Linked DNA regions of Homo sapiens: regions 2 and 3 are each linked to region 1. The links are chromatin loops, found by intact Hi-C in ENCODE. Cell type or tissue: endothelial cell of umbilical vein. All regions are shown on one strand. Each heading gives the region's core, and the rest is flanking DNA. Links, peaks and the distances in the headings are about the cores only. Region 1 overlaps MDFIC2 (MyoD family inhibitor domain containing 2). Region 2 has its middle 120 kb from the start of SAMMSON. Region 3 has its middle 47 kb from the start of MDFIC2.

What was found. Hi-C counts contacts between places; a loop is a spot of excess contacts. Peaks named below come from ENCODE experiments on the same cell type or tissue, not always from the same donor. Only the 100,000 strongest peaks of a DNase experiment are listed, where the experiment ranks them.
Region 2: it touches region 1 in a loop (2.0-fold over the local background); 2 of 110 quality-filtered maps call a loop at or near these places.
Region 3: a loop joins it to region 1, with 4 times the contacts of the local background. A loop is called at or near these places in 4 of 110 quality-filtered maps.

Annotation. Positions count from the first base shown.
Region 1 is chr3:70,245,761-70,254,028 of GRCh38, reverse strand. The region is part of intron 2 of MDFIC2 (MyoD family inhibitor domain containing 2); the gene reads left to right. It also overlaps a transcript of SAMMSON not described here. Among named protein-coding and RNA genes, the nearest start is that of MDFIC2, 63 kb to the left of the region's middle. In endothelial cell of umbilical vein, for the core only: no CTCF peak of the experiment used is centred there; DNase peaks (open chromatin) are centred at 4,318 and 5,758; H3K27ac peaks cover 3,633 bases.
Region 2 is chr3:70,116,599-70,124,866 of GRCh38, reverse strand. It overlaps a transcript of SAMMSON not described here and the pseudogene RNPC3P1. Among named protein-coding and RNA genes, the nearest start is that of SAMMSON, 120 kb to the right of the region's middle. RefSeq lists an enhancer at 4,202-4,421. In endothelial cell of umbilical vein, for the core only: a CTCF peak has its summit at 4,310 (motif pointing left); a DNase peak (open chromatin) is centred at 4,286.
Region 3 is chr3:70,355,489-70,363,756 of GRCh38, reverse strand. It overlaps a transcript of SAMMSON not described here. Among named protein-coding and RNA genes, the nearest start is that of MDFIC2, 47 kb to the right of the region's middle. In endothelial cell of umbilical vein, for the core only: a CTCF peak has its summit at 4,557 (motif pointing right); a DNase peak (open chromatin) is centred at 4,596.

The sequences.
Region 1 (8,268 bases), core at 1,946-6,945:
TAATTAGTCTTATCTCTGCATTTGTTAACCCTTTTTTTGAATCTTCTGAGCTAGCTATATTATGCCACAGAGCATACTAGGAAAGCTTCTGGACTTTGTTTTGTTTTTAAAAGAGATTATACATTTTTAGTATGTTTAAAAAGTTTTATCTCCAGGAACAGAATTTTTTTCACTTAAGCTTATTTAATACAAGAGTTTCACATCTTTCTAAATGGGTTATGGTATAGTCTTATTGAGTATTTATGTTCAGATTTCAACATCTGGATAAAATATTTTCTTTTTTTATTTGTATTTTTACTTTTTTTAGAGTTGGGGTTTTGCACTGTAGCCCAGGCTGCAGTACAGTGGTGTTATCATAGCTCACTGCAGCATTGAACTCCTGGGCTCAAGCCATCCTCCTGCCTTAGCCTCTTGACTAGCTAGGACTACAGAGGTGCATCACCACACCTGGCTAATTATTTTGTATGTTGTAGGTGAGGTCTTGCTATGTTGCTCAGGCTTCCTATCTTGGCCTCCCAAAGTGCTGGGATGACAGGCATGAGCCACTGTGCCCAGCTGGATGAAACATTTTCAATGTGGAAATAAGGTGCCCCACCGAAAGCAGCCAAGGCTCTGGTATTCTACAACTCTTCATCCACTCTCTACTTTATCCACTCAGCCCCTTGCACATTTATCCCCCACCTTGGACTCCATGCACACCCCTGCCTCTGTATCCTTGCACTTCCCATTCCCCATAAATAAAATGGTCTTCCCTATCCACATGGCTCCCTCTATTACTTCTTTCAGGACTTCACTAAAAGGCACCTTCTCAGTAAGGACTGACCCTACCATATTTTCCAAAATGTTGTATCTCACTCACCTGCTGTATATTTTTCTCTTTAGCACTTATCACAATCCAAAATACTTTTTTATTTTAGGTATTAGTTTCTCTTCGATTTTTTTTTTCTTTGAGCAAAGTCTCACTCTTGTCCCCCAGGCTGGAGTACAATGGTGTGATCTCAGCTCACTGCAACCTCCACCTACTGGGTTCAAGCGATTCTCTTGCCTCAGCCTCCCTAGTAGCTGGAATTACAGGCGCCTGCCACCACAGCCGGCTAATTTTTGTATTTTTAGTAGAGAGGGGGTTTCACGATGTTGGCCACGCTGGTCTCGAACTCCTGACCTCAGGTGATCTGCCTGCCTCAGCCTCCCAAAGTGCTGGGATTACAGGCATGAGCCACCGCGCCTGGCCTTCTTTTTGATTTTCTTTTTAATGGTTTAGTTTGTTTTGTTCACTGATGTATCCACAGAACCAGTTCCTGACATGTAGAGGCATTCAATTTAAAAAAATAAATAAATAAACATAGGGCAATACAGTGCCTGAATGATGAAATTAGTTGGAACCAAATAGTTACCTCCTATAAATGGGGCACATCTTCTCCGGTTTACCATGGATATCTCATTCCTGTTATCTGGCCCACTTTATTGATTTATATTGTTTGCCTAGCCTCACTTAGCTTTTGCAATTGTAACCTTGAATCACGTTTGTAACTTATTATTCTCTCTGACCCATCTTAATTGAACCACTTGACTCCATAATCCATCGACAGTTATTACCACAATAGTTTATGTCCTCAGTTAAGACCCACTCCCCAACACCCAATTGTCTAAAAAAGTCATACACTGAAGCAAATGGGGTGACACCTATGAAAGGCTTATGGGAGAATTGTACGCCACACCATACACCAATGGAAAATCACAGCATACGATACATATACTTTAAGCCTAAGTCATACATTGGATAAGAATTCCACTGAAACTATGGGTTTGCAGAATTCCCCCATTTTGTTCAATTTTGCCAAGTAACAGGTTCAGGACATTGGTCAATTACACATGACTCATAACTTTATTAAAACTTTTCAGATCTATATGAGCTGAATTCAAGCTGCAGCTTCAGAGCTAGCTTAGAATTGAAAGACTTAATAATAACAGGAGAAACTCCTTTTGCCTCCTCACATATGCAGAATTGAAGGCACTTGTTTTGCCTTCAATTTTAGTTCCTTAACACGTGTTTTGAAGACAGTTAAGGAAGTAAAATTGGCACACTGTATTGGTTAAATATTGCCATAATTACAGTGTAACAAGACATCCCAAATTTCAATGGCAAATAACAACAAGCATTTATTTCTTTCTTGCTTATCTATGAGTCAGCTGCAGTTTGGCTAATCTGAATCAGGTGCAGTAGGGTTTGACTCAAAGCTGCAGGTGTGCCTAGGTCCGTTCTACAGGTTCCTCATCTTCCTTAGACGAGCAACTACTTAGGTATGGTATTAGGTTGGGGCAAAAGTAATTGCGGGTTTTGCCATTAAAAGTAATGGCAATATTATAATATTCTCAATGCAAAAGCAGAACCTAAATTTGCAGGTATATTGCTGTCATCATATTGTTTATGTTGGCCAAGTCAAGCCACTAAGCCTTCCAGAAAGGAGCAGGAATGTACACTCCACCATCATGAGGCCAGAGCAAGGCTATGCCTATAAAATACTATTTAAGGGAATGAAAAAGTGTAGACCAATACATTGATCTAATATATACCCACTATTATGCCAGTAGACAGATACCTGATATATCTGTAACCTTAAATCTTGGGATGCATAGTCAGATAAAAAAATCAGATAGTCCCCCTATTATGGCATAGGTGAACAATGAACATAGAAAATGAAGACTGAAGACTGCAGTAAATCACTTTACTTTCTGGACATTGAGTTCTAAGAACTCAGATATTAGAAATGAAACTCTACAAAGCATTGGCATCTCAAAATTCTGAGACAGTAATAACCACAGAACCTGAGGAGTAGCTCTGTCTCCAAAGATGTGGGCAGAAACCACCTTTTTGCAATTTCTCTAATGGAATTACAATTAACCACAGGCCTGTTGTACAATAAGGCTCCACTGGGTATTACGAGTTTGGTTTAATGAATACGATTCAACCGTGTACAGCATATTCTCTAAGTCTCTCTGGAAAGGCGTTTAAATGGTGATTTCACAAAATATTACTTTTAATCAAATCACATTGGGATGTCATTACTTAATAGTTTGTCTTTCTCTAAATAGATTAAATTTTATTGGAGACCATTTTTTTCAGCCAAATGTACTATATATTTTTGATGAAGCCTTCTTACTATTTGACAGTCTGCCCATTCAACCTGGCTTTCCCTGAAAAGAACTGTGTGCTGAAGAAGAAATGCATATGTTTATGTCTGTAAATCCAAAGAGAACACAATATTTTCTTAGTCCCAAATTGCAAGATGCTTCCAGGACAAACAAAAGAATTGCCAGTGGAAACTCTGGATATTAGTATTTGAAGTGTTCTAGGGAAGCTGGAAATTTTTGTGAAATAAAAACACAGCGTAATTTGAAATTACACACATTCGCTGAACAAACCTTTGCCAAACTGGCTGCTCAGAGACTATTTTTCCACCCGAATAGTTTAATGGTTTTTCTTTTAAGTATTAGTTGAAAATATTTATCTAAAAGCTCAAAGAAATGTCCTGGAGTTGATTTACATCTCGTTGGAAATCATTCTGAGGTTTGTGTTTGTGTGTGTGTGTGTGTGTGTGTGTGTGTGTGTGTGTGTGAGATTCATTAAAAGAAAAATACCGAATATTGTCAATAACAATAAAAACACAGGGCATGACTTCTCAATTACCTAAAAAATGTCGCTGGCAATAGTAAAATTACAAGTTACAAATTATATCCTAAGAGAGTAGAATTAATCAATAGAACGTGAGAGATTTGGTGCTTCAGCAGCACAAGATGAGAAGAATTAAGAGGCCCAACTCAAGAAGTTGTGAGAAAGTGTTAAAAACTCCAAATCCTTCACAATATTTATTGAACAGAGAAGAATAACTAGCAACAGGCTAAAAAATCCCCTGGCTTAAACAACTAAATAGAAGAAGGGATGTAAAATTTGCACAACCTGACCACACCCTTTATTTTAAAAGAATAACTTAATAAACAACTCGAAGCCAGAACTTCTCTCTAGATTTTACACCAAAATAGCTCAACACCAGCTAGGCTAGTGGATCTAATTATGTGCTATAACAGAGGCCACTTGGAGTACTGTTCCTTTTTTGCCAGAAAATTCTCTTGCCCCCTCAAGAATTTTTTTATTAACGTTAGCAAATAAAGGAATTTCAGCATCTTATTTTATGACCACTGGCATCAGTGGTTACAATTTGAAATAACTACCGTATCTTAGCAACTCTAATCTTAACAAAATAAATGCAGCAAGGAGCAAACAGGCTTCGCGCCATACTAATGTCTCATCAACATCCGAAAAAGGGGAAGGCGGGAAATAAATGAAGGATGACTCTCACTGTGCTGGTACTGTGGAATTGGCAGCTCTCCCATGACCAAAACATTACATTTCTTTCCATTTTCACAGCAGGGGCACCTGCAATGATATATTTTAAGAAAAAAAATTTACTTAGACCTAAAGGGGCAGGCATAAAAGAGAGAGGGGAAAGGATGATTAATCAGAAAGAGAAAGATGTGAGGGAAAAATTGAAATTGTATCCTGCTTATTTATTTTTCTTATGATGCAGAGGTCACAGCAATGGTAGTATCTGTTAGTTGTCTCCTAAATTGCATTCCAATCAATGCTCATATTTGCACAATATGATAGATCCCCCCCTTAGACACTGAAGCCTGAGGTAGCTCCAAATTCACATTATAACTTCCATCAGAAAGAAGGCACTACATAAATTGTGAATGAATGAATGAATCCAGTTCTGTCCCTTCAAACCGGTTAGTAAATATTAAGGACACAAAGCTCTTGATTCACTTCATACCTCTAGATCAATCACTTAAAGTGTTCCTAATGTAGAACTTGGTCCAAGTGTACATCCACATCGATCTGAAGTCAACCTCAGGAAGCACACCTTAAAGAAAAGATCAGGGACTTTGTGGTTAGAAGGACTTGAGTAGGGACCTCCACTTCCTCATTTCCTAGCACTGTGAACTTACGATAATATCTCTGAGCTTCCAATTCTTTAGCCGAATGGGATAGAACTCCCTAGGAAATAAAATGACAGTGAAGTTGTCAATTGGAATAATGTCTTAAAGCTTCTTAGCCCATTTCCTGGTAAGTAGATTTACCATCCAGTGAGTCCTTTCAATTGATTTCCTTTCAATTGAGTCATGTAGGCCACCACTGGCAAACATATCACACATGGTAGCCTACTCAATACTATCTTGTTTTATATTAACCAGGTTAATCACCATTTTCCAATATGTTGAGCTGTTGAGTTCTTTTGTTCACTAACTCTTGAATCTGGTTATTCTGTCCATTTCCAATGGCAAATTAACATCTTGTTTAAGCTTTAATTAACTCCTGTCTTTACTGTTGATTGTAAAAGCCTAAATATTGCTCTTCTAATCCAATCTTGTCCCTTCCAATCTGCTGCCAACATTCTCTTTCTAAATTTGACTATGTATTTTCCCTGTTTTAAATTCTCCTTTGTTTAATATATGAGCCTCCAAGTTCTGAGCTATGCCTACTTTTCAAGTTCCATTTCCTGGCATTCTTTCTACCCTGAACCCTACACTCCAGTTCAAACCAGTGTGCTTCTAATTCTGCTTCATAACCCAACACTTTTTGGCAATTTTGCTCTCAATATAACATGCTTTTCAAAATTTTTTCTCCATTTATAAACTCCTTCAGAGGTGGAACATTATTTCTCCAGTGAAGACATTCCTGCAATCTATTTAGAAAGTTGATAATATTCTACGTAAGATCATATCTATACAATATACTATGTTTTTATAGCACATAACTACAATGCTTTGCAATTATTTACTTACTCATGTTTCTGTCCTATTAGACTGTGAGTCAGAGACTTCAGGACAGAGAATAATATGGTTCATTACTCTCATTGTCTAGCACAGTGTCTGAATTTAATACATACTCAATAAATGTTAGCCTATCTCCTTTACCATTCTCCTTCCTACCCTTCAAATACTACAAAGATGGATCGAATTGACCTGTTTAGACTTTTATTTTGATCATTGTAGCATTAAATTCTACTTTATTTGTGAATGTAATGATTGATCTCATCTAAAAGAATACACATCTCTTTACTACAGAAAACAGAAACTTATAAAAAATAACTTATGATATTATTTTAGTGCTTCATGAATATTTTTATATCTATTTTTTTTAATGACCATAACCCTATTTTGTGTGTTTGAAACCTTGAATCTTCCTTTAGGCTCTGTCTCACTCTCTTTTTTTACCTTGGTCCCACTTGCTTTATATTGCATTGGCAAATGCTCATAGCATGTATACAGTAGAAACAAAACCAATGATAATGATGATTGGGATAAAAATAGTTACCTTGTGCTATTAGAGTCATAAATTCTGAAGATTAAAAGAGATATAATGTTATATATTAAAATTCTAATAGAATTGAGTTGTGGCATTGATATGTGATCAAAAAATTGGTATAATATAGAAAAATCCTATATGTTTAAACTCCTCTAGAAAATTTTCAACTAATTCATATAATAGATAATATATATTATATGATAAAGAATACATATGAAGTGCTCAAGAGCACAGTTAACTTTCTGTTATACAACCTTCCTGGTGGGCTTTAAAAAAATTATTCACTAACTCTCTCCGCATTAACCATTCAGAACTCCTCTGTTTTCATCCTTGTAAGAAATACTGCCAGAGAAACACAGCCTATAACTTACTGATAGGAAGGTGTCAAATTTCACCTTGCATCTGCTGAAGAATATCTCAAAATGGAAATAAAACCATGGAGGTAAAACTACCATTATGTCTGAAAACACAGGGAAGTCATCCAAAGTTAGAAAAAAGGAGAAAAATCAATCCAATGGCCAAGAATAAATTCATTCAAGCAACATGAATTGATCTTCTACCATGCGCTTGGTACTATGATTGGCATTCAGGAAAATAAACTAAAGAAAAAAAAATAACTATCCTTCGTGGTAGTCATGGAAACAGATAGGCGACCACTCACTGATTATTATGATATGCCCTGAGCCTTGTATTGTTCATGAATATTCCATCCAGAACCTATAATTACGAATTATTGAAAAAAGAGTCATGTCTAAATATAATATTATTTCTATTTTGTGAAGAAGAAAACATATTTACAAATATTTAAGATGGTAGGGTTGTTTTAAGGGTGACAAAAAATAAAGGTCTATTGGGTTTTTTTCCCTCTAAAAATGTTTTTTATACCAATGATAGTCTACTTTATAAAGAATACACAAAGTCTTGCTTTCGTAGTTTGGATTGCCAGATTAAATATAGAGTGCCCATAATTTTTTTTAGTATTGTGTCCCACGTATTGCTATATAAATGTAGGTTGTTGTCAACAACCCCTTAAATACGTTTCAGTTATCAAGTATGTTCCTCGTATTTCATGGAACATCCTTATACTAACAACTGATTCATTATTTAACTGAAATTCAAATTAAATTGTGCATCTCGTGTTTCTGTTTGATAAGTCTGATAGCCCTATGTATAGTGATGCCCATCCAATGATCAAACTCCCCACTTTGAGTTCACTCTATGTTGTTTCAGTGGACCAGTGGATTGAACAATGATGAGATACCAAGCAGCCTACTTGGTCTTGTGTTTACAACAGCAGTGTTGTTCAAGCATTTAGACTTAGACAGTTTCTTTCCAGCTTACGTTCAAACTGTTTCTGACATGTTGCTCAAGTAACAAAGTGTGACCTTTATCCTTTCCTCCTGGTGAACAAAACAGAAATTTTCTAAGGAGATAAAAATATCAAAAATTAAAAATGGTGATGTACTATTCCAAGAATCTTACGGCTGTCAATACTTTATGCTTTTAAATAGTTGCTACGGTTCATCCCAGAAGCATCTGCATATATCTGTGGGGTTTTTTTTTATGGTGTGTAGTGAACTTTGATATCTTTTGGGAATAAAAGAACTCTCTATCTGTCTATCTACATATATATATTTAACAATGCAAGTTATTGTTATATAAATGTAGGCTGTTGTCAATTTCAGTTCCCTACCATATCAAAAGAACAAAGCAGGCAGGAAGAGCAAGAGGATGATCTAATATGCCTATGCTAATAACAAAGCCAGTGTCCTAAATTGGCAATGGCAGCCCTCTTCTGCGGAGATTGTTTTTAACACCATCAGTAGACATTCAAAAAAATTGGATGGTGACAGGAAGAGCACATTTTAAATTGTCAACCTTCATGATGTCCTTTTGAAGAA
Region 2 (8,268 bases), core at 1,942-6,941, 130 kb after region 1:
ATTATTTTCTTTTTCTTTCTTTCTTTCTTTTTTTTTTTTTTTTTTTTTTTTTGAGATGGAGTCTCGCTCTGTTGCCTGGGCTGGAGTGCACTGGCACGATCTTGACTCACTGCAAGCTCTGCCTCCCGGGTTCACGCCATTCTCCTGCCTCAGCCTCCCAAGTAGCTGGGACTACAGGCGCCCGCCACCACACCCAGCTAATTTTTTTCTGTATTTTTAGTAGAGACGGGATTTCACTGTGTTAGCCAGAATGGTCTTGATCTCCTGACCTTGTGATCCACCCGCCTCAGCCTCCCAAAGTGCTGGGATTACAGGCGTGAGCCACGGTACTCGGCCACAGGTACAGTATTTTAAGTCTAATAATAAAAGAATGCTTACATGTCAGGTAAAAATGTTATCAACTAACATTATAACACTTGGAAATTTTTTGTATATGTGATTCCCTAGTACCTAATTACCGAACAAGCTTTTTAAAAATACGCATTTCTCCCGCAAATGATAAAAAGCCTGTGATTAGTCACACCTGTAACTTGTAAGTTTATTCATTAGTTCATTCAGTAGTTATTTATAGAATACCTACTCTGAGCCAAGTACTCCCATAGAACATTGAAGAGAAACATAGTCATTAACTTCACTCATTCATCTAATAAGTTCTGTGAGGTAGGCTCTCTGCTGTGTGCTAGAGATATGGTAGGGGATAAGACAAAGTACAACCCAGGAGACAGACAATCAAATAATCACAGTGACCGATTCAAGAGGTGAGAGAATGTTCAGGAAACCAAGGCCAGGAGAGATTGTGACTTCCCCAGGGTACCCAGTTAGTCAGCGAGGAAGCTGGACCTAGAATCTGTCTTCCGGGCATCCGCCCAATCTGTTCAGAGGCAACAACATTGAAAATGGCTCTCACTCCCTGCATTCCTGCTATGCTACTTCCTGTGCTGGGTGCTCATTTATCCTCACACATGCTGGCTCCATTTCATTCTGATACCTTAAAATGATTCTGGAAAGGGAATCCTCAGAGGCCCTCCAAAAGCCTGAAGGCTTTACCTTCCTGCACTCTCCCTGCCCCCAACACATCTGCACATCTCTGAGAGGGGATCTGCTCCTCCCTACAAACTTGAAGGCACCTTAAAGGCTTTCTACTCCCTGGCTCAGTTCCCTGCCCAGGTGACATGTGAGCAGTGACAAAGCCATGTAAACTATTCCCAGAACACTGGTTTCCAAGCATGGCTGAACGCCATAATCACCTGGTCAGGGGCTGGGGAGTGAGGGAGTGTGCTTTAAAACTAGCTTACCCGGCTGGGCATGGTGGCTCATGCCTGTAATCCCAGCACTTTGGGAAGCTGAGGCAAGTGGATCGCTTCAGCTCAGGAGTTCGAGACCAGCCTGGTCAACATGGCAAAACCTTGTCTTTACAAAAATACAAAAATTAGCTAGGCGTGGTGGCAGGCATCTGTAATCCTTGCTACTCTGGAGACTGAGGCACAAGAATCAATTGCCTGAGCTCGGGAGGCAGAGGTTGCAGTGAGCCAAGATCACACCACTGTACTCCAGCCTAGGCAACAGAGCGAGACTTCATCTCAAAAAACACAAAACAAAACAAACTAGCTTACCAGCAAGGCATGATCTAATATAGAGGTTACCAAAGTATGTCCCCAGTCCAGCAGCATCAGTAGAATCTTTGAACTTGGTAGAAATGCAGAGTCTTGGGCCCCTTCCCCAGCCCCACTGAATGAGAAGTCTGTGGGTAGCCCCATCATCTGTGCTCTAACAAGCCCTCTGAATGGTTCTGAGGCTGTAACTATTTATCTAGGAGTTATCAGGTAAGGGCTAGGGACTATTTTTAAGTATTTCAGGTAATTTAGAAGTCCAGAGAGTTGGGAACCACAAGGAGAGCATTCCTCACTGCAAAAAACACACTTTGGAATGCCCTAGGACGGTGAGGTGAATGCTATACAAAAGAAAATATTGGAGAAGACATTCGAGAACAGTAAGGTTGGAAAAATTTGGCAGACAATTTAAAAATTGAAAAGCATTGCTATTAATTACAGTACATGCAAAAGTTATGCTATAGGATAAAAAACTTATTTTGCAAAACAATCCTATTTTGAGACCTAGAAAACTAATCTTTCAAAAGTTATCTATTCTAGAAACAATTTAAGGAATACATGCCTGAAATAGAGAAAAATCTTCTGTTTCACAGCTTTTCATCTTGAATAAAAAACATGTTTTTTTCACTATTTGTTTTCTTATTGACAGTTAATGTTAAATTATTACTGTTTTAAACGTTCATAATGTTATTTTACATTTGTTAATAAGCATATCTATATTCTTTATGTTCTTTAATAATTGAAAATTGGGCTGAGTGCAATGGCATAGGCCTGTAATCCTAACAATTTGGGAGGGCGAGCAGGTGGATTGCTGGAGCCCAGGAGTTTGAGACCAGCCTGGGCAACATGGTAAAACCCCAAACCCCGTCTCCACACACACAAAGAAAATATATAATAATTAGCTGGGCTTAGTGGACACGCCTGTAGTCCCAGCTACTCAAGAGGCTGAGGTAGGAGGATTGCTTGAGCCCAGGAGGTAAAGGCTGCAGTGAGCCAGGCTCACACCACTACACTCCGGCCTGGGTGACAGAGAGAAATTTTGTCTTACAAAAAAGGAAAATTAATAGGAAAGAGATAAAATTATAAAGACCATCACATTCCTGATTATAGACTGCATAGTATTAGTGAAAATAAAATCCTCAATGACTAATACTTTTTACCTCTTATTATTAATTCCAAAGTAAATGTCCCACACAAACAGTATAATAGGATAATTTTTGGCACCAAATCGATACTTGTTATTATATCCCAGGTCTGTCGAGACCCTGGTCAATGGTGGTGTCCCTCTGAGTCTCTTACGAGATTCATACCAAGTGCCTGGACTGTGCCAAGTAACACCCCGCTTCAAACACAACAACATTGTGCAGGGGGGATCCTTAGAATCCACACTTTCAAATGGGAGAATGCAAGCTTAAAGTAGTTAAGCTACGTAGCTGACTCGGCTGACTCCAGGCAGTCGGCCACCAGTCTTTGTCCCTGCCCTGTCACTGTCCTGTCTCCTTCACGCCTAAGGCAGCACCAGCACCAGAAACACAGTGGACGCTCAGGAAATTCAGCACTATTTTGTTTGTTTGCTGTGTGTATTGGCTTTTGCTTGGGCCGGCTTAAGACTTTCAAAGCCCCAAGTTACTGAAAAGCTTACATAATTCAAATTTTAAAACCATGCTCGACTATAAAGGAAGCTGAAGAAAGTCCAAGAAAGTCTTTATTTTTCTCATGATGACTCTTCTGATGCTTTGTTAAAAGATCAAATGTAAAAATTCTTTAAAGTAAATGTGTATTTTTTTTTGCCTTGCTTGGTACACTACAAACATACACACGATACAGTACAGTATGGGCCCATTTCAACTGATGGAGAGTTCTTTCTAGACATCCTCCTACTCAGGGCTTATGCTAGGTATGACTGAGAGGAGGAGATGAAAGGCTGCATTCTACAGCAGGGGTCCCCAACCCTCGGGCCAGGGACCAGTACTGATCTGTGGCCTGTTAGGAACAGGGCTGCACAGCAGGAGGTGAGCTGGCAAGTGGAGCTTCATCTGTGTTTACAGCTGCTCCCCATGGCTCACATCACCACCTGAGCTCCGCCTCCTGTCGGATCAGCAGTGGCGTTAGATTCTTATAGGAGCGCGAACCCTATTGTGAACTGCACATGCAAGGAATCTAGATTGCGTGCTCCTTGTGAGAATCTAATGCCTGATGATCTGTCACTGTCTCTCATGACCCCCAGATACGGCTTACCATTTAGTTGCAGGAAAACAAGCTCAGAGTACCCTCTGATTCTACATAATGGTGAGTTGCATAATTATTTCATTATGTATTACGATGTAATAATAGAAATGAATTGCACAATAAATGTAATGCGCTTGAATCATCCCGAAACCATCCCCCCACACCTCCAGTCCGTGGAAAAATTGTCTTTCATAAAACTAGTCCCTGGTGCCAGAAAGGTTGGGGATCACTGCTCTATATGATCATTGCTTCAGTGCATCCCTGACTCAGCAGACACTTGAGAGAGCTTCAAGAGAAGACTAGGTGCTAGAGGATACTCTCCTGCGTTTTTAATATTTCACTGCCAATTCAGGTTTAGTCGCCTCAGTCAAAAACAATCTTGGAGTGTCACCTCCAAGGACATTTGCTTGAGCATGGAGGCATGGCTGACTTCAGTTCTCACATGAGTGCAAGAGCTCCTCCTGCTGGCAGAGGTGAGAGCAACACTCCAGAGTACATGCGTGAAGCAGGCAGCTTCTGTCATCATGGCGGGCCATCATGGTATGGCGAGAAGAAACCAAACTTTGACGTGAATTGAATGTAAAAACCTGCATCCAATCAAATGCATGGGCTTGACTGTCCTGAAAAAAATCAAATTCTTCATCCTAGATTAGCTCTCGCTAATTTGGGGTTCTCTCAGAGCACTGGCTGACCGACTCGCCTTCTAAAATGCTAATCACCAAATGCCATACATCCCTGGGTTCCATTCTGAACTCCTCACCTTATTCCAAAGCCCCCATATGAAGTGTCTCTCGTGACAAGTGTGGGGAAAATGTGGTGAAGAGTTAAAAGTGAATCTCTTACCTCTTTGAACTGTTTTCTTCGTACTTCATGTACACAGATACACTTTTGATGTGTTAACTAGAAAATCTGACTAGAAAAGAACAAAGCAGCTGTCACTGGAAGGAAGACACTGACAAAAAAAACCACACAGCCCTTTATTGAAGAACTGTCAAGCCCATCCTACAGTTCTGGGGTTGTCTGTGGTATTTATCAAAGACCTAGATCTGATGCAGGAAATTAAAAATAATAATAATAATAAATCTATCCACTGGGCATTTATTAAAGGAATCTAAAATTCTATTACATTTAAAATAACCAAAATGGATATTTTAACAATTCAAATACAAGGTTGTTTGTATTAGTTACATATATATGCATATTTGTATATTCATGTGCATGCTTTCTTACCACAAAAATGCACATGTATATATAGAGAATAAAGATATATACATAGATAATGTGTTTACACACAAATTAAAAACATTTTTTCTCACTATGAGGAATCTTTTAATGTATTTAAACATTTTTCTTGATATAACCTTTATTTTAATATTACATATAAAATTGAAGCTTTTGAATATTTCTGAAATTTGCTTAAATGGTCTGTCCAGGAAAGTGGATTCCTGCATTTCATGTTGCTCAATGGACTCACAATATTTTCCTGAATGTCATTCCCAGCTTTGAGGTAATGTACATGTTTTTCTTTCCTCTGTGCCATTATATATTTATTATAAAATTTTCTGTTCTATGTGCTATTTCAGCCCAGTCCTAATTACTGTATTACATGGAATTCAATTACCGTTTTCTAAGTAAATATACTGTATGTAATAAGAGTAGCGGTCAGGGGGCAGTGGCTCACGCCTGTAATCCCAGCACTTTGGGAGACCAAGGCAGGTGGATCACCTGAGGTCAGGAGTTCGAGAGCAGCCTGGCTAGCATGGTGAAACCCTGTCTCTACTAAAAATATAAAAATTAGCCAGGTGTGGTGGCGGGCGCCTGTAATCCCAGCTACTCAGGAGGCTGAGGTAGGAGAATTGCTTGAACCCAAGAGGTGGACGTTGCAGTGAGCCGACATCACGCCATGGCACTCCAGCTTGGGTAACAAGAGCGAAACTCCGTCTCAAAAAAAATAATAATAAATAAATAAGAGTAGTTTTCTTACAAAACCCCAATGACATGAACACGAGGAGAAAAGAAATCTAGGAAAGAGTGCACAGAAAAGCAGAACAGATAAAGTTGCTAAGTGTAGCTGGAAATGGTCCATATATTCAAACAAATCTATCTCCTCATATTTTCTGGTCACATTGCCAGATTATAGGATAGGCTTCAGACTTGAGGCTTCACATCTTAGCTATATCACTTAAGAGTAGTATGTCTTTGGGCAGGTTACTTAACTTCTGAGCCTCAGTTTCTTCACCTGTAAAATAGGGGTAACAGCTACCTCACAAAGGTTGTTTAACTGAGACATATTTACCACAGCAGGGTCCCCACAACATTAGTTTGAAAGGAAGCAAGTAGATGTTGGATGCTAAAAAAGGGCTCGGGGTGCCATGGTTAAATCAGTTTGAGAGGTGGGACATTGAACAATGCAGAACAGATTTCTGTTTTACAGAACAGAATGCAGGGCTTCTCAGAGCCTTTCCCATGCTCCTTTTAATCAAAATATAATTCAGTATTCAGATTTCCACAGAATTATTTGACCTGAAATCCTTTTATGATGAGTGTTTCTGGGGATTAACGTTTCTCAGAACACATTTTGGGTGCAAAATAAAAGGTTGGGGGAAAAAAGATTCTAACAGACATCTCAGGTCAACATAAACTTTTTAATGGTACATTTGAACTTGCTGGCATAAAGACAATGTAACAACAATGGAGAAACTATCTGGTAATTCAGGTCACTACTGCCTCAGTTGCAAAGTGCTTCTCATGGTCTAAATTGGCAACCAAGTGTATTTGTCCGTGCATATTAAGAAAAAGATTATCTGGCCAGGCACAGTGGCTCACGCCTGTAATCCCAGCACTTTGGGAGGCTGAGGCAGCCGGATCACAAGGTCAGGAGATCGAGACCATCCTGGCTAACATGGTAAAAACCCCGTCTCTACTAAAAATAAAAAACAAAATTAGCCGGGCGTGGTGGTGGGGTGCCTGTAATCCCAGCTACTTGCGAGGCTGAGGCAGGAGAGTGGTGTGAACCCGGGAGGTGGAGGTTGCAGTGAGCCGAGATGGCGCCACTGCACTCCAGCCTGGGCAACAGAGCGAGACTCCGTCTCAAAAAATAAATAAATAAATAAAATTAAATTAAAAAAATTATCCAGAGGACAAATTTATTAGGTAAATAAATAGCTAGAAATATTTTTCATAGAAAGAATTTGTTAATGGTTTAAATTAGATTTCCTTATAAGTGCTTTAAATGTATTTATGTATCTAAACAATTATCAAGTTGCACTGTGGACCAAGCAGGTATCTAAATTGAGATCAGGACAAGCCCTGGGTAAGATATTGGTGGCCAATGATGTGGGTTTTATGGTCTTTCTCACCAGACCAACGCAAAGGAAGATTATCAGGGGGTTATACTGAGGCCCATGATCCCTTGTTTATTTTCAACTCTTAAAAGACAAAATACTGCATGGAACAAGGGCTCTATAAATATCTCTGTATAATTTAACTTTTCAATCAATTGAAGGCAAGAAGAATTGATGATTCATTTCTCTCCTTTTTAAAATTCTTTCTCTGAAAATTACAACATTTTCAAAGGATCTGATAAATAATATCAAGTTCATTGGCATTTCAAACAGACAAGACATTTATCTATTTTAAACTATGATGAATGTCATATTTCCATTCAAATTTGGGAAGATCACATTTTCAGCTACCAACCAACTATGGAAAAATCTTTCAGACAACAATAACCTCTTAATTGAAGATTTCTCTTAAAATTTTTAATAGAATAATGTGGGTGTTATCCTTCTGAAAAACAAAATTACTTTTAATGAAGCAGTTCAAAATCAGGGCAGAGAAAGAGCAAAGAGTTTCCTTGAGGTTCTGGTGACAGTTTACATAAAAAGATGTTTTATTTTCTCTTCCCAGGGTGTACACCATCATTTTATCTTATTATTCCTGACATTCAGTTCATCATATTAGCATCTTTGTGGGAAACAAGAAAGCAATTAAGGTTTTTGCTCTTTATTCTTTGGGAGACAGAGATTTTGCGTTTCTTCAAAACTCTTAATGATGAGGCAGACCTGGTCAAACACCAAATGCACGAGTTTTAAAATGCAATAAAGATAGAGCTTTAATAATTTTCAATTACAGTTATTCTGCAATAATGTTAGTGAATCTCATCTAAAAAGTAAATTATTCATTGAATAGGAAATAAGAAAGCTTTGGGATTGTATGAATCTCCCATTTAAAGTTTCACTAAGATTCTCCTTGATAAGGTCCTTTTAAAAGATTACATATTTTATACTTTGTTTCTATCCCTTTTCTTCATTCATGATGCTGTTTCTACTTTTTAATATACTTTTCTAACAAAACACGGTAGTTATAGAGTGGCCATTCAGACGGGTCTTTTCAGAATAAGTATTCATTCACTTGCAGCCAGAAATAC
Region 3 (8,268 bases), core at 2,020-7,019, 110 kb before region 1:
TAAATCACACATGCTAATGAGGGTCATGGAAACGGACATTCTCAAACAGTGCTAGTGACATTGCAAATTAAAATGACTCTTGAAAAGTACTGTATCAAATATCTAAGTTAATTTGTACTAAAACCTTAACATGTTCACCCAAAAAATGTTCATGCACATACATAGTCCTCTTCTATTTTAATAGTTATTGTAAATGGGATTACCTCCTCTATTTCTTTTTGGTGTATAGAAATGCTACTGATTCTTGACTGTAGATGTTGTACCCTGAAACATTACTGAATGCATTTACCAGTTTTAAGAGGGTTTTTTTTGTGTGTGTGAGTCTTTAGGTTTTTCTAGGTATAAGATTATGTTGTCAGCGAAGGGGACCAATTTACTTTCTCTTCTTCCATTTGGATGCCTCTTCTTTCTTTCTCTTTCCTCATTCTCTGGCTAGGATTTCCAGACTATGTTGAATAAGAGTGGTGAAAGTGGGCATCCTTGTCTTGTTCCAGTTCTTAAAGGAAAGGCTTTCAATTTTTGCCCATTCAGTATGATGTTAGCTGTGGGTTTGCTGTATATGGCCTTTGTTATTTTGAGGTATATTCCTTCTCTGCCACTAGGCAAGTTTTGTTGGCTTTCTGCAATTACCATATGCTTTCATTTCCCTGTTTTCTATTCTTCTTTACCTTTCAATCTATTATTTTATTTTTTCATTCCCCTTTGTCTTTACTATGGTCTATCTGTTAGTCCATGCCTCTTATAGACCCTTGCATCAGAATTACTTGGAGTGCAATGTCAACCATAGAGATAGATACTTGGGCTCTATCGCAGACCCCATGCTGTCAATATTACTGGACATGAGCCTGATAAACTCCATCTAACATGTTTTCTATACTCTGAGAGTCACTGTTGAAACCCATACATAACACTTGTTACTGAAGCAGCCACTGGAGAAAAAAAAAAAAAAAAAGCAGATCTTTCCTGGGTTACCAAAATTTCACAGATCAGAGTAAGCTTCTTGTATTAGTAACAGTTATTTATACAGAATATGTAGGTAAGAAGCAATTCAGGGATGTAAAAAAAAGATACACATGTGTATACATACATACACACATACACACTTTTTTACCAAGTCCAGGGATTGTCAAAAAGTACTTTGTAGGTCTTTTTTTTTCTATTCCTCACTTCTACCAGACTCAGTCTCTGCCTTTATCTGTTTCATACTTAGTATTCCATGAAATGTTTCATTTAATAAATTGTTCTGCTTCTCAAGAGAAAAGGCTTTAAAAACTATTGGTATGGTTCTACCATAAACCTACTAAACAGACTTTCTATACATGCAGAACACCAGAAACATAAGGTCAAAGACATACGTGTTCTGGGCTCCACAAGGGAAAGAAAGGCAAATTATCTACTACTTCTAGTTTTCCCAAAGACTGATCCCTGTTGAGAAATTCAAACATCTTTGACTTTACCTATTAGATCAATTAATTTCTAATGTTTAATCTTGGACTTGATCTGTTAGGTCAACTTATTTCTAACTTTTTAAATGTTTGATACAAAAGAAAATCTAAACCACCACTTATCATCCGAGAGTCAATCCAAATGTTATTTCCCCAAGTAAAGACTTTGACTTCTTCAAGTATATTTAAAGAATCCTTCCCTTTTTTCTACCACACTTTACAGGCATTTAACACAGAATTGTAAATGATGGTTTGCATATCTTTATCCCCTGTAGACAACAGCCAAGGTGTAAACATTCATCTCGGGAAATCCAAGCATAATAGGTACATTAAAATAATTACATGGATCTATTTATATAGCAAAAGATTCAGTCCTCTGCTCTAGGTAATCCTGTAGTATCCTCAGAGCATCTCAGAAAAGTGTTACCTATTTTAAATTTGTCTCCTATTTTTGGATTTATGTTCTTGCTCTTTGATCTTCACTTGCGGTGAAAATGTTAAAAGAATGATGTTGCCTGCAGCCGAGTTCATGTTGAAAAAGGCACTATATTGAGGTGCAGTTTGAAACGTGACAGCATATGTAAATGTGTTGGTGACGCTAAAAATACATGGATAAATGATGCATGACATCCACAGAGTATGCACAACTTTGTATTTATATAGTACCTACATGTAGACATTAGGATTCTATTTATGCATTTGCCAAGAAAGGGAAAAGTGTCTACATATGTCTCGTAAATATGGATCCGGGCTCATGCCCAATGCAGATGCTGCAGCGAGATGAGAGTGGGGAAGGGGCTTGTTGCTCTGGGAGCAGGCTGTCTGTCAGATCATTTCCCCAGAATAGGTTTCTGGAAACATGAACAAAGATGACGGCCCAGAGACAACAGAAATTTATCCAAAGAGGATAAAAATTCCTTTCCATAGTGGTTCAGTAGTATGTCTAATTTCTTATAATTCTTTGAAAATTGGTAATCTAGAAATGTCGGATGTGACTGCATTCAGTTAGCCAATGTATTAAAAGAACCCAAGAACTCCCATTTACCAAGTACTTAAAGAGATCAGAGTTCTGCTTATGCCTTGTCTACAACCAGGATGATGACTCACAAGGAGACTACAGGGGTTTTCAAAGAGAAAATGATGACATCACTGATGCAATACGTCTTTAAGGGTTTTGCCCTTAAAGTCAGAAAACCCAGGATTACAGTTTCCATCTTAGCACTTCGTGTCTCTCTGACCTTGGGCCTCTGAGGCTGAGTTTTCTTATCTGTAATACAGGGATGGTTAAGTACCTACCTCATATAGAGTTTTAAAAAATTAAATGGTAGAATGCTGGTAAAATAATTAGCACAGTGACGGGATAGTTCATAATGCAAAACATGATAGCTATTCATTACATGTATGCTCTGCTAATATTTCTCCCTTAATAAAATAGGGCTTCTTCATTTAGAATTATATTAGACTAAATAATATTTTAATATTCTCACTCTGAAATATAAATGCATAATTCCAAAAAGCTTAGCACATACAAACTTTTCCAAAATATGAATTTTTTTCCATTTATATTATGATGTTTTATCATAACTTACTCTGAGAAGTGTTCAATTGTTATATCTCATTCAAAAATTCAATGATTAAGCATTCAACTTATGACACTCACAATGTTAAATCAAATTCTATGTCTACCATCCTAGTCTGCCTTCAGATTTTCCTTTCAAATCAGTATGGGAAAGAAATATGATAGCTGTAGGTTTGCTGGTCTGGGAGATGGTGCTGGAATAGAGTGCGTTTAGTCTGGTGAAGTAAGGAAGTTTCTATAATCTCGTTACTTTCCCCTGGTGCCTCAGTTTAAAACATATAACAGTCATTTTTACAATAGGAAAAGTGACTTACTTGTATAGTTATCAGCTTTTACTGCAAAAGAATTAATGTCCATAACCACTTAACATTGTTTCTAAGAAGGTCCCGTCCTTATTGTATACTTAAGTTGTAACGTTCAATGATGCAGAATCCGTGTCTTGAATTAGGAAAACTTGGCACTTTACTAGTTTAATTTTACATGTTTTAATCCATATGAGGCATAAGAATGAAACAAAATGGTGGCGGGAGATCTTTTGCTCTTCTCCTTTCTATTAAATCTTTGGCTTTTCTTTATCTTCCCCCTCCCTCCCTTCTTCTCTAATCCCCTTGTTCATTTCTTACATAGACAATGACATAAAAAGGAGATGGTGAATAAAATAAAGGGTTAGACTTTGATCAGCAAATGCGCCGACGGAAGTCTGTTCCATTTACTAGCTCAAATTCCTCAGATGAAGGATTTGATCTTTATAGTAAAAAATATTCCACCGTGATACTCTTCAAGTGTGAGTCTCACAGCACCAATTCGCCACCAACTCAACCTGCTTGACAACTGCTCTGCATTCTTCTAACTCCAGAGAGCCTTACAAGTATGGAGAAAAGTATATGCTAACCTAGTACATTATAAAGGTCTGAGATATTGCAATCATTATTATCTCTAAAATAATTCTCTCTAAATAAAACAAAAAATAATCTAATTAAGTAGAAAAAAGCACTATCTCTGTATCAGCAATAAGCAATAAATTGTTATCAGCAATAAATGAAAAATCTAAATATTTTAAACAAGTAAATGAATAGTCTTAAGTGTGACGGCTTAGCTACAGAACAGAGAAAAGGCTCGCGATAGTTTAAAATAATAGTGATACAATTTTAATAAGGTGGCATTTTTTATTACAAACATTTAAGCGCTCTTTCTGATCTCTCATATTATACTCAGCAGTTAAGCAGCTTTTTTGTGGAGCTTTTCTAACCACCTCATTTAACATTAGATATAACTTTTAGTTTAATTAAAGCATTCTTCTTTTTCAGTAATAGTCAATTGTTTTCAGTTCACCCATTAGGTATAATTGTTTTCTTTGATCCATTCAAAACCTGGCTATTTTTCATGGTTAATTAAATCAACACTTGACCACAGCATTTAATGCTTAACTCAGTTTTATTTCTATTCTTGAGTACTTGGGCTTCTTCACATACTACGTCTTGAAAAGATTGCTCACATTAAGTTACATACCACCTACAACTTGTCCCTGTAAGTAGAGGCAAAGTGTGTATTTCAGGAATTCCAGCAGAGGGCAGTCAAGCAAGAATAATCATTTTTGCAAGAGGAGAAATTGATGATGATGTTTTCTGATATTTTTTCAAATCAAATTAACATCAGAGTATGTGTGTGTGAGTGTATATGTGTGTTGGGGGCTGGGGGTGGGTGGAACAAATCTATCCTTGGCGAGCCAACTCATTTCTCACTTAACCTCTCTCTCAGCTGAATAAGAGCCACTGTGTGCACAAGATAAGAGACAAGATATTTGCAAAACACTCCTAGTATTAAAACCAAAGCCATAAATTCTGTTACGACAACTGACATTTTCATCACTCTCTACTTTGGCTTCTTTTACATTATATGGATTTTAAGAATAAGTTCACATCATTGAAGAAAGTAATCAAACTTTTGAAGAATAATACTTCTTGCCAGGAAATTATTGAAATAAATACATTTTAACTACAAAGCAATGCAATAAACAAAAGTAAGTTGGCTTCAGTTTTCACAAGAAAAAAAAACAGAAGATATATTTTCTACCCCTATTTAGGAGATGACAGGTGGAGCTTCCAATCCACAGAATGCTCATTTCTAACATGACTAACAACTCCTATATGCCACTTCTGGCCAATGAGCTCTCAATTACTTGCCATCTGTTTCTTTTCAAAGAGGCCTTCCATGAGCCAACAACCAGAAGCATTGCACTAGGGATCACCTGGCCAGAGATATGGAAGTTCCATTCCTTTAACTCTTATACCGTGCCATATGCTGGTAAATATTAAATGGCCAGCTTTTCAGGAGGAAAAAGCACTAAATCATAGCTTTTGCCAATTTCTGTAGTGTAAATACTCATGCCATAGTAGATTTCAACTTACCAATATGAAGTCACTGAACATGGAGCTGGAAAGAGCTGCATGGTAGCACACCATTAGGTCATGTTCCCAACCTACAGATAGAGTGGACATAGTCACAAAAGTAAAGATAATGGCAAAAATGTAGTAAAATAATTAGGAAACAGTAAGTTTCAAATACGTATTACTTTTGTTTTTTAAGGTAATTTATGTATTATAAGTCAATATACTTTATTTTTTGATAATGGCTATGTTTAACAATTGGCTCACAAAACCACTGCAAATTTAACAGTCATTTCTTGGGAACTGTACGAACTGACTCAAGTACACCACAGATACACCAGACCTTCTGGTACTTAATCTTAAGAGAAGTAGTACAACAAAACACAACAAGAGTCAAGATGGAGAAGTTGTCCATTTTGTTTAAAGCACTTCATCATCCTTTATACTCAGTTTTCTAGGCAGGAAAAATCATATCCCATTAATAGAAAATACTCTTTACTTTTAAAATAAAAGGGATATAAATTTGACACATTTTGTCATATGAATCACTTATGTGTCACTTTCATGCTTTTTTTGCCCTGTGAACACGTTATTATTATTATTTTCATTCTTAAATGTTTCTTTTTTTAAAATTTTATTTTAAGCTCTGGGATACATGTGCAGAATGTGCAGTTTTGTTCCATAAGTATACATGTGCCATGGTGGTTTGCTACACCCATTGACCCATCTTCTAAGTTTCCTCCCCTAGCCTCCCAGCCCCCAGCAGGCCCTGGTGTGTGTTGTTCCCCACTCTGTGTCCATGTGCTCTCATTTTAACATGTAATTATTTCACTTTTTGAAAATCCACTCAACTTTTAAAATAAAAAATTTTATTTAAAAACATCACATTCATAAAGGGAAAATCATTAACATATTTTACAAATAGGCATTAACCCTAAATATAAATGATAAAAGCACTATGTTAGTAAATTCTGTCTAGAAACCACTGCTTACCAAAAGCTTTGTATCTGAGGCCTGCTCTCTTTTTGCCAAAAAGATGCTTTCCTGAGTTTAATAAAATATTAAAAACACATTAGCACTCATTGAGACTTTTTCCTTTACATAATCAGGAAAACGGAAGCTGAATTAAACAGAGATTCTCGCTATGCAGTTCAATGTTGTTTATTTTCATGTCCATGTCCTTGTACATAAAATCCATTAGAATGCATCCTAAAATCATCTCACCTACCACTGGGGGTGCACGTTCCAAGTTTGTAATAGCACCACCATCCCACCAGTTGGTTAAAACCCCCAGAATATAATTTTTCTTCTCTAGATTACAGGCTCTACTAATTCTACTTCAAAAGTAGGTGACTTACTGTATGCATTTTGGCAAATTACTTAATATTTGCTAATCCTGAGTTGCCTTCTCAGTTATTATGAAGATTAAAAGTACTTATCACAGTAATTGCCTGGGATAAAGTCAGTGCTCAAAAAAAGTGCCATCTGTAAGTACTGCTCTGGGTGGTGTCATGATTATCAATAAAGGTAGCTATGTGGTTTCCCAGCCCACAGCAAATTAGAAAGAGAGACAGCCTGGGATTGGTATTCTTAAGGCAGAAAGAAACATCAATTTAACTTCTGCTCATTCATGAAAACACAACCTACAAAAAAACAAAAAGGATAGGTATTTTAAAAGTTTAAGAGTTTTTAATACAAATATTTTGTTTAAAAAACAAAAGGACAAGTATTTTAAAAGTAAGAATAGTGAGGAACCATGGAAGACCAGAGAAAGGAGCTGACATCTCTCAGTGGATCTTGAGAATGTCATTAAATGACTGGTGGGACTTGTAACCAGAACTCAGGGTTATCAAGAAAATTTTAAAATATATTCGATTATTTATTTATTTAGGCAGGTTAGGGTATAGCACATTTTGGAAATATTTTTGTTAGTATACCTAAGTTGATTAAAGTTGGTTAAATTATATAATTTGATGGTTTTGTTTTGTAGGCACAGAAAGAAAACTAGAAAAACATATGCCAAAATCTTAATGGTTGTCATTGCTGGATTTGGGGTAATAGGTAACTTTTATATTATTTCGTGTGATAATTTCTAAGTTTTCTGAAATGAATGTATACTATTTTATAATCTATAAAAAGCCAATGATTTTGTAAAAAAGTTAATGAAGGGGAACAATTTCACTTTTTCAGAAACTGAATAAAAATTAATACCTGCTTTTATGAATGTCACTGAGTCATTACCGTTAGATCAGTAATCAAGTGTTAGGAATTCAGATTCATATAAACTTAAGGAACAAATCATTTCAGAACTAATCCTATTGATGTATATTGATTTAAACTTCATTTTAATTATTATGACAAATGTATGTCTTTTTGTCTCTCCTAGTTTGCTAGGTTGTTTTCTGATGAGCTTTTTTTTAGAATATGTGAAGAATCATAAATAAAATGTGATAAGAAAACCTGGATTACATGCTCAAAGGATTGTTGAAGGAACAAGTGAAATAGTTCCTTCGTTTGGAATTTCACAGCAATGTGCCTGAGTGTGCCGTTTACCTCTCCACTTCTCCTACTCCTTATGCTGAGTGTTCAGTGGATACTTTTAATCTGTAGAGTATGTCTATAGGTTCTGAAAAGTTACGCTTGCATTACTTATTTAATAATTTCTTGCCGTCTATTTTCTTTCTTCTCTTTTTTAAAGATACTTTTAGCTCACTCCAAAGATTTTTTTCCCCTCTCCTGTTTTCACTTTCTTTCCATTTTTGGTTCCACTTTCTGGAAAGTATCTATGACTTCATCTTCCAATTTTAAAACTGATTTCTTTGCAAGCATTTTAAAAGATTCTCCAGAGCTCTCTTTT